2 separate regions of the Homo sapiens genome follow, and region 2 is linked to region 1. The links are chromatin loops, found by intact Hi-C in ENCODE. Cell type or tissue: ovary. All regions are shown on one strand. Links, peaks and the distances in the headings refer to the core of each region. The heading gives the core; the rest is flanking DNA.

Region 1 (8,328 bases), core at 235-8,234:
CTTTTTAGCCGGGCACGGTGGCATGCACCTGTAGTCCCAGCTACCCGGGAGGCTGAGGTGGGAGGATTGCTTAAACCCCGGTGGCAGAGGTTGCTGTGAGCTGAGATGGCACCATTGTGCTCCAGCCTGGGCAACAGAGCGAGACCCTGTCTCAAAAAAGGGGTTGGGGGCTTTTATAAAAGAAGTAGCTGAGGAGAAATGAGGGCGGTGACAAGAGGGCAGGTGACCTTCTCTGGAATCCCACACCACCTCCTGTGCCCTGCTCATCTTTGGAGTGTGGGCTGCACTTCCTCCTGTTTCCAGAAGCGCTGCACCCCAGGTTGTCCTCAGTGCTGTGCTCCCATCTCCCTGGCTCCCCAGCTGATCCAAGCACCACTGTTTCTGTGGCCAGCACCAGGGTTCAGAAACTGAGCAGCCCCCTGCCAGGCTCCAGCAGCCCCGGGGACCACCACAGGATGCCCTGGCAGAGCAGAAACAGGATACTCGGCCGGGGACCCCTGAGAGGAGACCAGGGCCAGGAAATGCTTCTTCCTGCTGCAGGGACAGCTCAGTGACCTGGAAAGGTGTGGGCCGGAATGCTCATGTTTCCACAGTGACATCATCACTGGTGGAAATCGGAGGATCAGCACCTTGGATTTACCCGACGTGCACAGTCTGTGTTGTCCCCAGGGAGACCCTGGCAGCCGATGTTTTCCTGATCTGGAGAGGCTCATCTTGTGCTGCTGCCACATATGACTGCACGACTGGCCCAGTTCACATAACCGTGGAATCTCACAGATCCAGAAGAAAAACGAGGGTGTGAACCCTGGACCCCAAGCAGCATAACCCCTCCAGCCTCCAGGCGGTGCAGGCTCCTCCTGAGTGCACACTTCCAGGGATGAGAGGCTCACTTTGTCTGAGGCCGTGATTCCACAGCTGGGCTGACTCTAACACCAGGGACTCCTGTCTTTCTCCATGGTGCCTCATCCCCCACCCCGCAGATCAGATAAGTCTCTCAGTGCTCCATGAAGTCCTTCAGAAATACGTCCATCTGGGCTTCTCTTCTCCAGACCAAAAAAACCAGCACCCCTTCAACTCTGCCCCTTTAGCATGACTTAAAACCTTTCATCCTCTTGGTCACTATTCTTTGATTATATTCAAATGGATAAAAGGTGGAAGCCAGGACCAACCCAATGCTTTAAGCAGTAAGTAGGGTCTGGCTGCTGTGGGATGGAGCAGGGGCCTCACCTTCCCACACCTGGATGTTCTCCTTCTATTAATGCAGCCTTCAGTGGCTCTAAGTATGGGCAGCTGCCAAGGCTTAAGAGAAGCTCAGCTGACCCCCTTCCAAGTACTCCCCCTCCCCAGCTATTAGGCTATCCTGCTCTTGAACAACAATTGTCTTCTTCTGAAATCTGTGCTTGCCCCGGGAAAAATTACCTTGCTAGTTCCAGTGCATCAGGATCTCCGCAGCTCTGATTCTGTCCTTCTTCTCAATGTTTTGTTTTCAACTCATGAAGAACAGTGGTTCTCCTAACCCCCACCCCAGTTTCTGACCACCTGACTTTTAGGTGAACACCTCATCTTTCCTGGGAGATGCCGGCACTTGTGGGCCCTGAGCAGTGGCTGCAGAGCCATACCTGGCAGTTTCCTGCAGGTCACCGCAGCCTCTCTCTTTCCATCCTGCCCCTTGGAGCATGGTGTCACCTTCTTGTGCCCATGTAGGAGGCGAATTCACCTCTCTCGTGCTATTCTCTCTCTCTTCTTTATATTTTAGCTCTGTCTCTCCAGGCTTGGTTCCCCATTCACTTCTGTCCTCACCAAGCACTGTCCTTGTGCAGGCCACTCTGCTAGTCCTTGACGGCAGGGCTGGGTCCTTCTCTTCACTCTGTCATCTCCAAGGACTTGCCACATAGAAGGGGACATAGAGACATCAGCAACTCATGGGAAAGCACAGAGAGCTGGACCATCCCTCCTGCAAGGGCCAGGAGGGATGCTCCAGCCCCGTCCCATCTGGTAAGAGGGAGTTGAGGGCCAGCTCAGGTTTCGACACATGCCTGGCTGTGAACGAGTGCAACAGGGAGTCGACTCAGGGCTGATGTGCTCTCCTGTGCTGTGTGCCCTGTCCCAGTGCCTGGCCAAGGAGGTGCACGTAGGAGCAGGTTCCTCCCGCAGAGAGGGGTGTCTTTTAATGTTCGCCAAATGGGTAGAAGGGCCCCATTCTCTCTCATCCAATTCAGTGGGCCCTGATTTGATTGTTTGTGGTAGTTTCATGGTACCTACTTTGCCAGAGCTATTATGCCTTTGCTTTTTTCCTTTTCTTTGAGATGAAGTCTCGCTCTGTTGCCCAAGCTGGAGGGCAGTGGCATGATAGCTCACTGCAACCTCAGCCTCCCAAGTTCAAGCGATTCCCCAGCCTCAGCCTCCTCAGTAGCTGGGACTACAGACGCGTGCCACCACACACAGCTAATTTTTTTGTACTTTTAGTAGAGACAGGGTTTCACTATGTTTCCCAGGCTGGTCTTGAATTCCTGACCTCAGGTGATCCGCTTGCCTCGACCTCCCACAGTGTTGGGATTACAGGTGTGAACCACTGCGTTCAGCCTTTTTTCCATTTTTTTTTTTTTTTTTTTGAGACAGAGTCTTGCTGTGTCGCCCAGGCTGGAGTGCAGTGGCACGGGCGTGATCTTAGCTCACTGCAAGCTCTGCCTCCCAGGTTCACGCCATTCTCCTGCCTCAGCCTCCTGAGTAGTTGGGACTACAGGCGCCCACCACCACGCCTGGCTAATTTTTTTGTATTTTTAGTAGAGACGGGGTTTCACCATGTTAGCAAGGATGGTCTCGATCTCCTGACCTTGTGATCTGCCTGCCTCGGCCTCCCAAAGTGCTGGGATTACAGGTGTGAGCCACCGCGCCCAGCCTTTTTTTTCCTTTTTTAAAAAAATAAAATAAAACAAGTACTAACTTCCCAGGCGGTTTTCCTGCCAGTTTTCCAGCTTTCCTTGGTGAAGTTGTGCTCCTGTAAATCACTCACGGGGATATTAAATAAATGCTGATTGTTGAGAACTCTCGCAGAGGGAGACCAGTGCTCAGATCAGAAGAGTCTCCCTCCAGCCTGAGGTTTGAGGCGCTCCATCTGAGTCCTCTTCTGTCCTGCCTTGTCCACCTTCCTGCCTCTGTGCCTCGGCTCAGATGGTTACTTTGTGCAGCAGCTGGGAGACAGACTTGGAACCAGGAGTTCTCCAGGCCCCGCCATGGTCTCTCCCTGCAGCCCCTCCTCCCATCCTGGCTGGCTGGTGAAGTTCTCAGCACCGGGACTCACAGGTCGCCACCTGGAAGAAAAGCCCCTGAAGCCCCATTTCGTTTAAACAGCGCAAACCTGAAGCACAGGCTGATGTTTAGGGATTGGGCTTTGTCACAGGCCAGTTTTCCTGACTAACAAAAATTCTAGGCACCTTTTATCGAGTGCTCTTTCTACCCCAGGAGCTCTGGACTCATTATCTGCTTTTATCGCCCCAAAATCTCTTCGAGGTAGGCTATACCACCTCTGCTTTACCAATCAGGAAACCAATCAGAGAAGTTACATAAAATGTCCCAGAGTCTCACAGCTGGTCCATATCATGGGCCTGGGATTCGAACTTTGACACCTGTGACTCAGAGCTCATGTTCTTTCGGCTCCACTGCTCTGCCTCCTTGGAAATAATACTGATGAGCATCCTTCCTCCTCCCAACTCGGGCCCTCTGGCTGCCCAATACAGCCATAAGTCAGGCTCTGTCCCAAGGTCCAGCCCAGTCAGGCCATGCTAGCCATGGGCTGGTAATGGGACCCCTGTGGGTGGGGGAGGGATGGACGCACTAATGCACTCAGCCCTCAGGCTGGAGATCAAACGGCCCAGCAGAGAGAGATGTAAATCACCCCTCAAAGAGCAGCAGTTCCAAGTGACCGGTGAACTCAAAGATTCCCACAGACACCCAATACCCCCCTCCAAGCCTCCCTGCTGCCCTGTGGGTGGGGGCCTAGCACACCCTGGGAACCCAGGTCCACCGAGGCCTCACAGGCCTCACCTCTTCACTTAGGATTCTTCTGCGGCCAAACCCAGGACTGGGGTCCCTGTAGTAATTAACATGCTCACCTTTGTGAAATGGTGTAGAGCAAGCCGATCCCAGATTCAAAACCTCCAGCCACTTCCTGCCTGGGTGATGTGAGGCAAGTCATTTAACCCTGAGTGGTTCTTCATTGATAGCATAGGGATGAGAAAAACAACCTCGCACTGTTGTTGGGAGACGAAACAGGTAGCGTGTGAAACCGTGGTGTCTGGTTGACACTAGAAGGTGCTAGCTCCCTTCCCCACTGTAGCCCTCTGCAAAATGTTTTACAACTTGTACCTCATTTAAACGTCATAACCTTCAGCAAAATGGGTATTATCATCTCTGCCCTTTGAGGAATTAGAGAGGTCCCATCTTAAGCCAGGAGCACTTGGCCAGCGTCAGGACATGAACCTGGCACCGCCTGACGCCAGTTCCCTCTTCACTTCCCTACTTGTTTTGAGACACTGGAGACCATATAGTTTTGTAAAAATGCTCTGCAGAGGTGAAGCGTGTCCTCGAAAGGAGATGGTGCCCCTCACAGCCGACAGCCTCAGTGCCTGTGCTGGGCCCCTCTGATAGCATGAGCAGAAGGTGGTACTGGCCCTGCACCTTCTCCAGCCCTTTGGTGAAGCACCTGTGGCTGCAGATTGGGCGGCCAGGAGTTGCAGCCTTCTCTGGGCTCCCACATGGAGGCGACTGCGCAGATAAACCCAAAGCCTTGGGCGCCCCGGCCCCTTCTGTGGCCTTCACACCTCCCGGCACTGCCCCTGCAGCCTGAGCCCCTGAGCTTGGTGGGAACTGAAGCCCTGGGCCCTGCCCCCAGGGAAGCCTCTGTCTCCAGCGGACCCCTCCTCAATCCGGGGCCTGCTTCTCATCTCCCAGCGCCATGGGCAGGATCCCGCTATCCTGTGAAAGCCGAGGAGGGAGGAATGTCCCATGAAAGGTGCCTGAGGAGGCCTGGCCAATATCAGGCCACCAAATGGCAGGTGCCAGGTGGTTAGCATTAATGGAGTTGTCGCAAGGGAAAAGGTTTTATGGGAGGAGCGGTTGCTGACTCTGACATCCCCCTTGGCTGCCATCACCAAGGGAGGCCCTGGGGGTTCATCTTCAAACCCCTTCTCCACTCAGGCCCTCTCCGCCTGCCCTCGGCTGCGACACTGGCGTAAGTGACATCACTTCTCACATGCACTGTCGTCAAGCCCCCTGGCTGGTCTCCCTCCACTCAGGCCCTCTCCCCCTGCCCTCAGCCACGACGCTGGCGTGAGTGACACCACTTCTCACGGGCACTGTCCTCAAGCCGCCTGGCTGGTCTCCCTCCACTCAGCCGCAGGGTGCCCCGTTGCTCACTCCCGTGTGCAAGCCCTGCAGTGGCCGCCCATGCCTTCAAGCCCTGGGGCGTGAACTTGAGGCCTTCAGTTCCCAGTGAGCCTCCTCTCTCCAGCGCATCCGGGCCTCTAACTCCACTGAAATGCCCAGTTTTTGTGCTCTCTGCACATAACTCTGCTGGAACTTAACACTCTAAATGATGGCATGGAAGGAACGGGTGCCCATTTGGGGCTTGCCAATGTGGCCAGGAGCCTCCTATGGAGTCAGGAGCCCCACACTAGGGCGAGGTGTGTTCCTCCCCTTTCTCCTTGGGCAGTGATTCCTGAGGCAAGCAGAATCCCCAGGAAGAAAGGGTGAGCCGGGCATGGTTAGACCCGAGGGAAGGGCCAGAGCTGCCCAGGCATCGTCAGTGCCAGGATAGATCGTCCGGAGCCCCTGTGTCCTCATGAGTGAACAGAATGTTTCAGATCCAGCTAATTCCTCATAAAGCAATGTTTGTGAGGTTTCATTATCTCATTTTGTCTACTCTGGGATATTCCTTACATTTTCCAAAATAGAAGTCAAAACCAAATAAGCAGACAGTAACACCAAGATGCCGCCTAGGACTGTCTACTCCTCTCCCTTGAGGTGAAGCTCCTCTTATTCAGATTTCATCCTCATTTCCACAAAATAAAACCCAACCTCCTCAACCTGACTTTGATGCTCTTATGCCTCAGATTTCCTTTATTTCCATTGTTATGTCCCACTGTGACCATCCCCATCCCTACACTCTGGCCACCCTGGAACATTTGCTTGTCTTTAGTCTCAAGTCATACTTCTCCTTCTTTGGGCTTTTGCTCTGGCATAATCTGGCAGGATTTGGGAAGGCTTCATGGAAACCGCATTGGCAGTGAGTCTTGAAGGTGAAGCAGTAAGACCCACACCCAAGACATGAGACGTGGAGGTGAGTTAGGGAGGAGGGTAGGGGCCGGGCCACCAAAGTCCGTGGATGCCTCGCTTCTCAGGCAGTGGAAGCCGCAAAGTTGTTTTAAGCATGAATGAGACATGTCAACCTTATGGTCTGTGAAGTGCACACTGACAACTCTACAGAGAATGAACTCAGAGAGGGAAGACTAGACTCTGGGGAGAGAAATTAGGGACTGTTGCAATAGCCCAGGTGTCAGGTCATGAGGGAGGAATTCAAGGAATATTTAGGAGATATAATCAGCTGGCTTTAGTGATGTGAATAAAGGGAGGGAGAGAGACTAGGGTGCCTCCTCAGTCTTAGTGGAGTGATTGGGGTGAGGAGGAGGAACTATGGATGGAAAGATGATACGTTCACTATGTTTACCTTCTCTAAATTGCCTTTTAATAAAAATCTTCTAAGGGTATTATATAAAAATACCTATTCTCAGGGCCTACCACTGACCTGTGAAATCAGAATATTCTGGGGGAAGGGCCTGGAAATCTGCATTTCAAAATGCACCTCAGATGATTCTTACCATCAGCAGAGTTTCGGAAGCAATGCCCGCTGTTGGGATGGCATGCCGCTGGTTTACCCTGGGACCTCCCCTGGAACTGTGAGTCCCCTGAGGCCTGCAGCTACCTCTTCATCTTTACTTCCCTAGATCCCAGCTCAGGGCAGGAGAGCCCACGGTCAGTGTTTGTTGAATGAATGAGCTGATCTCCAAACCATGACCGACTGTTTCCTCTTATAAACTGCGACGAATATCAGCTATGCCTCTGACTGTGGGGTTGGTTGGTCAGTCCTATTGTACCATTTGTCCAGATTGGATTCAAACCCTCTTACTGCATCCCATCTGCCTATCTAGTTTGAAGGTTTCCTTCCAGGGTGACAGTCTCGTGTACTCTATAATTTCAAATATTAACTACTGGAGGCTTCTGCTTTTTGGTTTTTAAGTTGAACAATAGCGAAAAATAATTGCACTTTTTTTTTTTGTAATAAGAGAGGAAATGTTACCAATAGCAAGGTCTTCAAAAGGCCACTTCGCAAACGAAAAATTTACTTGAAGGCACACACTCTTTTGCTGGAGGCCAGGCTTGGTATGTTTCTGATTATACTGCTGACCCTCACCCTGAAAATCCTTTGTAGAAGGGCCTTTTTTCTAGACAGCCTACTGATGAGCAAATGATCTAACAGATTTCACACCACATAAATTTGAGCCTAATAAATGGCTTCAAATTCAGACCTCCTAATTCTGGTTTCAGAGAGGTAGTTCCCTTTACAAAGGCAATCATGTAGACAATTAATAAACACACACACAGCACCGGGAAAGGGTGAATTCTGCCTCAGCCCCCACCCCGAAAGCAAGCTCCGAATGACTGGCTTCGTGAAATGTAGATTTACCTTAGGCTTCTTGTTCTGGCAGAAGACACGGCCGTGGTAAGGAAGGCCCACTTGGTCACGGATGTCTTCTGCCCTGTCCTGTACAGTAGCCACTAGACATATGTGGCTATTTAAATTTAAATGTATATTAAAAATTAAAATGTCTGTCCTTTCGTGGTACTGGCCACATTTGAAATGCTTGGTCGCCACATGCTGTTAGGAGCTACTAAATTATAGTTCAGGATGGGACTTTGCTATTGTCTCAGGGAGCTCTAGTGGACAGTGCTTGTCTATTATTTGGGCAAAACCTCTCAGGGCCCAGATTGCTCCTGTTTTGTCCCAGTTGTTGGCAACTGTACCTCCCCACCCTGGGACTGTGTTATTACATTATTCTATATAAACAAAATGAAGCAAAGTTCATACTGAAGAAAATTAGGGATTAAAAAGAAATCCTGGCTGGGCGCGGTGGCTCACCCCTATAATCCCGCCCAGCGCTTTGGGAGGCCAAGGTGGGCAGATCATGAGGACCGGAGATCGTCACCATCCTGTTTAACATGGAGAAACCCCATCTCTACTAAAAATACAAAAACTTAGCTGGGCATGGTGGT
Region 2 (8,328 bases), core at 274-8,273, 630 kb after region 1:
GGCTCTTTGATGTTTACAAGTTCAGACAACATGTGGTTTTCAAGCCAGGTTTCATAACCTTAAACTACCTTTCCATGTGGCTTCTGTCCACCCTATTTTGTTTTAGATCTTGTTTATGTTTGGCTTAAATCATGAGTTGGCTGTGGTGTGTATTTTGCCACATGGATTCAAGGCATCAGATGAAGACAGCATTTTGGATGGCATCTACATCGAAGCACAGTTACAAAACTTGTGTGCCAATGCTTGCCAGACTCTGGCTGGGTGGATGAGTCCTGGGCTGCCCGTTGAATTCTGCCTGATCTCTGCCACTTGCCTCGTAAGGGTGTGAGCTTTACAGCTACAGTCTAGATTCTCTGCTCAAACTAGAAAGTCTCTGTTCTACACGGAGTTTTGGCTTTGTTAGCCACAGATATTAGATGCATAAGTGCGTGACATAACTTAAAATAACATAAAAAAAATTCTACTGGGTACAGATTGTCAAGAATCTTGCACACCAGGCCAAGGGGTTTATGTCTTGTAGAGTAGTGCAGTAGTCCTTAAAGGGTGGTCCCTGGAAAAGCAGTATCAGCATCACCCAGCAACTTGTTACAAATGCAAACTTCCAGACCCCGTCCTAGACTGACTGAGTCAGAAACTCTGGGTGTAAGGCTCACCAATCTGTGTTTTAACCAGTCCTCCACATGGCTCTGATGCACGCTCCAGTTTGGAAACCACTGGTGTAGGGCATGGGGAGCTAGTTGAAAAGTGTTAGGGCTGGGTGCGGTGGCTCACGCCTATAATCCCAGCACTTTGGGAGGCTGAGGTGGGCAGATCACTTGAGGTCAAGAGTTCAAGACCAGCCTGGCCAACATGGCAAAACCTCATCTCTACTAAAAATACAAAAAATATTTATATTTTGGTGCACGCCTGTAATCCCAGGTACTCGGGAGGCTGAGGCAGGAGACTCACTTGAACCCAGGAGGCAGAGGTTGCAGTGAGCCGAGATCATGCCACTGCACTCCAGCCTGGGAGACAGAGTGAGACTCCATCTCATAAAAAAAATAAAAAATATAAATGAAAAGTGTTAGGTAGTGGAGGGAAATGGTCATTCACACACATTTTAGGAAGTTCTTGCCTGAAAAGGGAGAGACACTGGAGTCAGTGGAGAATAGTAAATCAACTTTATTGCAAAAATCTGAGCAAGGACATGATGAGTGTCTCAGCCAGGATGTAGCAATGAGGCTAAAACTCACTAGACTCATCTGAAAGATGATGTGGAGGTAGAGTTTCTTGTGTTAGGTTATTGCCTAACTATTGAACGTGAGGACCAGAAGTCTAGAATGACTCCCAGGTTCTGTCTTAGGTAGATATTGATGCTATTTAACAAGATAGAAAACAAAAGAAAAGCCTTTTCCTAAAACCATGCAGAAGCCAGAGGGCAAAAATTCAACATCCAGTCGAATTTGTGTGGTTTTGGCCACTTGGCTCAAACTCTAGAGAAAGGATTCTGTTGAAAGGCAGACAATAAAGTATCAGCCACAATGTCATGAACACAATGGGGCATATTGAAACCACATGCCTCTTGAATCAGAATACATGTTATGACAGTCTGTCTTCACTTCTCTTGGGCACCTGTAGTGGTAGTGGTGAATGAGTTGGCTGTGAAGATTCAGACTGAGACTGAACATAAATAGACAGGAGAGTTCACCAGCATCGGGGACTGGCTTATGCAGAATACAGCACCACCTCCAAGTTGCGTCACATCTTTACATTGGCATCCTTGCCATTACCAAGGATGTGGTTTTGTCCATGGTCTGCCTGAACATAGGTATTAAGATGCTATGTAAAAGGGTGATTATTCTGTGTGGTCATAGACTTCAAAAGGTCAGAGCAAAACAGTCATAGCATTTCTTTTTCTTTTTTTTTTTTTTTTTTGAGACGGAGTCTTGCTCTGTCCCCCAGGCTGGAGTGCTGTGGTGTGATTTCGGCTCACTGAAGCCTCTGCTTCCTGAGTTCAAGTGATTCTTCTGCCTCAGCCTCCCGAGTAGCTGGGATTACAGGCCCCCACCACTATGCTCAGCTAACTTGTATTTTTAGTAGAGACGGGGTTTCACCATGTTGGCCAGGCTGGTCTCAAACTCCTGACCTCAAGTGATCTGCCCACCTTGGCCTTCCAAAGTGCTGGATTACAGGCATGAGCCATCATGTCTGGCCCCGTCATAGCATTTTACAGTGGAAAGAAAACTCAGTGATAAGTCGTCAGACCCATTTTTTTCATAGATGGGAAAATTAAGGCCCAGGGAAAGGAAATGACTTGTCCATGTCCAGGGCCTCCACTCAGGGCAGAGCACAAGATGCTTTTCTCCATAATCACCTCGAGGCAATCCCTAATTCCAGCTCACATCTCACTCAGTGAGAGCAACAAGGACAAACTCAAATCGAGCCCATCTATGTGTCAACAGGCATAGTGCTGCTTATTCCCCATGGATCAGCTCCTCCAGTCCCCACCTCAGTGCTGTACTTTAAGGACTGGTGTTATTCCCATTTTAGCAGATGTGAAAACAGAGGCTTAGAAAGGTCGAATCCTTGCCCAAGTTAACTCTATCAGCCAGGTGAGTGTCCAACCTGGTATTTGAAGCCAGATGCCTGATTCTAGGATCTGTGATTTCGACACCGATGCTTTGTTGTTTCTTTTATCTCTGAAGCTTTCCTGAGCCCTGGCCTCAACAAGAGCTGGCCTCTTGCTACGTGTTCCAGCAGCCTCCATCCTCCCTTCTCCTCAACTTTAATCTCCCGTTGTCATTATTTTCTGTTGTCTCCTGTGCACTCCCATGAAGCCCTGCATTCTGGTCTCACTACAATTGCATGCTTTGCTTACAGATTGTTCCCCACTTGATTGCAAGCTTCAGCAGGAAAGACACTCGGTCCATCTTGTTCACAACTATGCATGTGCCTGACACCTAGTAAGTGTCCAATAAATACCTTTTGAGAAAAAAGGATGTATAGCAGGGCCAGGCACAGTGGCTCACACCTGTAATCCCAGCACTTTGAGAGGCCAAGGTGGGTGGATCAGTTGAGGTCAGGAGTTCAAGACCAGCCTGCTCAACATAGTGAAACTCTGTCTCTACTAAAAATACAAAAATTAGCCGGGCATGGTGGCGCATGCCTGTAATACCAGTTACTCGGGAGGCTGAGGCATGAGAATCACTTGAACCCAGGAGGCGGAGGTTGCAATGAGCTGAGATAATGCCACTGCACTCCAGCCTGGAGACAGAGTGAGGTCCATCTCAAAAAAAAAAAAAAAAAAAAAAAAAAAAAAAGAACGTATAGTAAGATGTTGGCTTTTCAAGGGCAAGGGCAGGGATCCTGTGTCAGCCATCTCTATTTCTTCTCCAAAACCTACCATGCTATTGTCATGCAGTGGGGACACTCTAAGGGTTTTTGAAAGCATGAATCAAGAGGAGAATTCAGCTGGGTGCGGTGGCTCACACCCATACCTATAATCCCAGCACTTTGGGAAGCTGAGGCAGACCTTTTTTTTTTTTTTCCCCAAAAAATCAAGATAGAAATAAAAGAGAATTCTTTCTAGAACAAAGAACAAGATTGGTCACGGCAGGTTCAGGAGGACTCTGTGTCTTCGGGAATAGAGGAAGCAGTTGGCACAGAGAGGAGAGTCTGGAGAATGCCAAGGACAAACTACGATGACCTCACAAATGTTCCCCATATGTGGAGCACTGAAAGTCTGAGAAGCATTCTGACAGGGATAAGGGAGAAGGAGCGGGTCACCTTTGCTTAGTGTCTACACTGGCCTGTCTTGTTTCCTCCTCAGTCCTCCAGTGTGGAAGCCACAGCTCTTGTTCCTGAGGTTGAAGGATCTCAATGGCTTCTGCACATAGTAGGCAAACTACAAATGTCAAATGAATGCATACAAGAAACACCGATAATCTTCGTTAAAATTTATTAGGTGCTACAAACTAGCTACTATCAGTATGTTACATGGGTTGTAAAGTAGACCACCATTATCCTCAATTAATCATGGAGGAAGCAGAAGTCCTGGAGGATGAAATTGCTTGCCTATGGCTACGCGAGCTAGCAGGTGGTGAATCAGAGTGGGAGCCCAGCAGTCCAGCATCTGTACCCTTCATGACCCCCATAAACAGCCCACTGTGAGTGACGTGTTGCAGCAGCACAGATGTACATGACAGACTCCTCCTCAGGGATCATTTCTCTGACTGCATAATAGGAGCCAGGCTGGATGTTGAATGAGGGTGCAGCATTATCAGCAAGTTGTAATGACAGGGAGCACTCAGCGAGCATTCCTGGCACAGGTGTGGGTAGAGGCACAGAAACCCATGAATGAATAGTTGAGTATTGGATGTGAAGGGATGGGAGTCAGTTTCCCCCCACCCTTGTAGGTAATATCTGTCTCTTCATCACTGCTGTTCTAAAAGATGGCCCCAAAAGTTCAGTCTCTGTAAAATGTGTTCTAAATTAGTGGCCCCTTAGGGATTCTGGGGCTATTTCCCCTAGACAGAGGTCAAGGGACTGGCTGGACTGGTCCAGCAGCCAGGGGGCCATGGAGTGGCTGCAACCTCAAGCAGGGTATGTTCTTCCACCCTCTCTTACCCTCTCACCTCTCAGCCAGGGAACTGAGGCTCAGGCCTCTCATGGGGAGGCGAGAAGAGAAACCAAGAAGATAAGTGAGGCGGGGCCTGGGCCTTGTCCACTTCCCAGCAGACTCACCTGCTCAGTGGGCTGCCTTGCTATGTGGTCCTGAGGAAGCCCTTCGAGGGCTTGGGCCTATTGTCTATGGAGGGGATGGTGATAATGCTTTCTGGCTCCTGCAGACCCTGAGTGAGAGTCAGTGATTGAAAAGAATGTGGGAAGGCGTTCACAGTGTGGTTTCCTGCTGGATCTGAGCCCACCATGAAAGCTGGGGTCTCCTGACCCAGCACTTAGGCAACCATATCACGCCCTCCTTGCCGATCTGGGCATGTGTATGTTAGTTGTGTGTGCGTGCAGGTGTCTGTAGGCATTCAGTGGTTCTGCCAGGGAATTTGTTCTTTGCAACTGAGCTTTTCACAGGCAGGAAGGCCTGAGAGTGATGTCAGTTTCTCCCCATTGACTCTGTGGGATGAACTCTGCCCCTATACTTACTCCTCCTCCTGCAACCCATCCTTTAACTTCTATGATTGGGGTCCTTGGTGATGAGCCATGTCATAAGGTCAGGTTCTTCCACCTGCAGAGCACTTGGCATTTCCAGACCACATGCATGATACTTAGGAGAAGGCTTCTCCTTGCACAGTCAAAAAGGGTAGGGAAAGTTCTGCCATGGGAACTTACCATATGCCAGGATTGTGCTAGACACTTTGCACAAGGGTCTTTAATTCTCAGAAGTGATTCTGAGAGGGAGATATTTTTATGCCATTTTACTGATGGAGATGTCAAGGCTCAGAGATGTTACAGGAATACCCACAGCTAGCAAGTGGTGAAGCCCATGGTTGTTTTTGTTTTGCTTTGTTTTTTTTTTTTTTTGTTTGTTTGTTTGTTTTTGAGACAGAGTCTTACTCTGTCTCCCAGGCTGGAGTGCAGTGGTGTGATCTCTGCTCACTGCAACCTCCGCCTCCCAGATTCAAGCGATTCTCCTGCCTCAGCCTCCTGAGCAGCTGGGACTACAGGTGCGTGCCACCATGCCCAGCTAATTTTTGTATATTTTTAAAGTAGAGATGGGGTTTCACCATGTTGGCCAGGCTGGTCTCAAACTCCTGACCTCGTGATCCACCCGCCTCAGCCTCCCAAAGTGCTGGGATTACAGGCATGAGCCACCGCGCCCGGCCATAGCCCGCAGTTTTAATTTGGCCATCCTGTGGAGACTCATGAGGCTGAGCAGTGATGCTGCCAAGGCGATGGACACTGGATTGACTCTTTGGTAGTTTCGGCTTTGCTCTGGGAGGCCTCCGTGGATTGTTCCCGGGAAGGGACTGTGGCTCCTTCTGCCTCACTGGAGCATCAATTCCTGAACCTGATGTTTCTCTACTGTGAGCCAATCCTCGTGTTTTATTCTCTAATCTCGGCTTTGCCAAAAAGCAGGCAGCCTTTGGAGAACCTAAAGAGGCGACAGACCGAGTTTTTCCTCTGGTCTGTACAATGGTGGGCAAACCTCTGTGTCTCTCTGGGCCTCAGTTTTCCCACCAGTGATATGAGATTATTCTAGAATGATATTTTAGAGTCTTTTCAGCTCTGACGTCATTTCGTTTCATTGCATAGCATTGCAGTGCTCTGTATTTTATCTTTAGACACCCTCCCTCTCTGAAATGTTATAATCTTTCTCACGGAGGCTTCTCCCCTTCTGGCTAGTCTGTCTTAAAGTATAGCACCACCTTCTGGTGATTGGTTTACTCCTTCCCCCGCCTCCCACTCTAGCTCCTGTCTGATTCTTGGTTCCTCTCTTCCTCCAGAAACTAGGCTGAAAACCGATGACCAGGCACAGACACCTGGCTGTGGGCATCTCTCTGCAGAGCTCACCTGGGAGGGTCAGTGGTGAGTTGCAGCTGGACCCGGCATTCTTCCATCAAGACAGTGCCGATGCCCTTCCTGGGGCTGAGATCACACCAGGAGCCGGGGAGGAGCTGGCTACCTTGGCAGAGCCTGGATGGCCTGGGGTGGCAGCAGCTGAAAGTGCATAATTCATGAGGGATTTGCTCCATCAGGAAGCAAGGGCAGAAGTAGACAAGGTCCTCGGCCTGGTTTTTCTTTCCCTTTTGCTTTTGTTTTGAGGTGAAGAAGCAGGCTTCAGAAAAATGTATGGGCAGCCAAGTTTCAGAGGCTCTTAGAGTTTTTGGATTTTTTTTTGGGGGGGGGCTTTATTTTGTGTGGAAAAGAAAGCAAGAAAAAGAAGGGGTGTGTTTAGGGCTTTTTCCCCCATGAGAGAAATGTGGAGGGCCTCCCTGAGCATGTGTCTTTGTCTCTATGGGTCATGGCTCCTGAGCAGATTTCTCAAAGTTGCTCTCATCTGCCCAACACTCATGACGGTCTGAGGGTTCAGCTGTGGGGATAGAGAGGATGGAGGGCTGCGGGGGATCTTCTACCAGGACCTGTCAGCTCACTACCTAGGAGGACAGAGTTTAGGCTTGTCTCTATCCTGGAGAAACCCAACTGTCCCCAAACAGGCCAGGCCTTGTGTGGCTTTAAATTTCTGGAAGTACACATTGTATTGACTTGGGAATGTTTGCTGTAGGAACTCTGACCTGGCAGATAGGAGACCAGATTCCAAATTATGAATGCACTGCTCTAGGTGTTCTTCAGCAACTGAGTGTCTTTTATCTTCCAAGCATAGTTTCTTCTTTCGCAAGGAGAGGGTAGAAATGAAGAGTTTCAAGATTTCTGAGCTTCATTCTATCCCATTATTCTAGAACACTAGGAGTTAAATGATAGGGGTTTTCATTCACACTCTGCCTCTTCCCTGATAAGCCAAGTAACTTGTCTTGCTCCTAATGAGTTTGTCAGTTTGGGCAGCATCATGCATTGGAGTGGGACAGGGCCAAGATGTGCAGGTGCCCCATGCCATCCCAACCCCATGAGCTCTGCATGCTTGCAGGGTTGTTGGAAGGATGTCCAAGGCTGCAGTGAAACTTTGCTGCTGTGGATGGGGTGGGTGAGCACACATACAGGTGCCTGGGCCTGGAGCAGGCTGGGGAAGTGCAGGGAAGGTAGACAGAACCAATGGGATGGCTGTGATCCCATACAGAGAGCCACTAATTAAGGCCCATATATCAGCTAAAAGGAAGGAATTATCAGCAATCAAAAGAAAAATGTAAACACATTCCAAATTGTACATTTTTTTAACCTTCACCTAGTCGGGTGGTCCGTGTTTGTTCTATGCCACAAGGCAAATGTGTGTACCTGCACAGACACACCTGTGTGCGTATGCTCTGAATTAGAAGGGTTTCATCGAACGAGGCCGGCAGGGTGATACTCAGCCGCCAGGCCTCAGCCTTGTGGGAATTGGCAGGAAACTGTTGGTAAATCACTTGGGATTCTGTGGGTACAGGCACTGTGTTCATTGAAGATATCATTAGCGCCTTTCGTCAGGAGCCAGAAGCCCACAGTGCAGTCTACCGGTGCTTGACTTAGCTTGTCCAGCAGTGAAATTAACATAATAAAACTCAGTTAACAGAGATGCTACAGATTTAATTAGTTCCTTAACAGTTAAAGAAGAGTTATGAGATCCTGAGCCCTCCATCTTCAAAAGCAATTTGGGCAGATTGATGTCACCGTCCGACATCTCCACCGAAATTCTGGGTTGCCAAAGTCAATTTGGGAAATTGCTCATATTATTCTACCTCCTTC

Evidence for each region. A loop is a pair of places that touch in the nucleus more often than their neighbours do. Peaks named below come from ENCODE experiments on the same cell type or tissue, not always from the same donor. Only the 100,000 strongest peaks of a DNase experiment are listed, where the experiment ranks them.
Region 2: a loop joins it to region 1, with 3 times the contacts of the local background. A loop is called at or near these places in 4 of 110 quality-filtered maps.

The regions. Positions count from the first base shown.
Region 1 is chr2:15,649,238-15,657,565 of GRCh38, forward strand. No RefSeq gene overlaps it. Among named protein-coding and RNA genes, the nearest start is that of LINC01804, 37 kb to the right of the region's middle. In ovary, for the core only: no CTCF peak of the experiment used is centred there; a DNase peak (open chromatin) is centred at 4,823.
Region 2 is chr2:16,275,668-16,283,995 of GRCh38, forward strand. No RefSeq gene overlaps it. Among named protein-coding and RNA genes, the nearest start is that of GACAT3, 230 kb to the left of the region's middle. In ovary, for the core only: a CTCF peak has its summit at 6,377 (motif pointing left); a DNase peak (open chromatin) is centred at 4,665.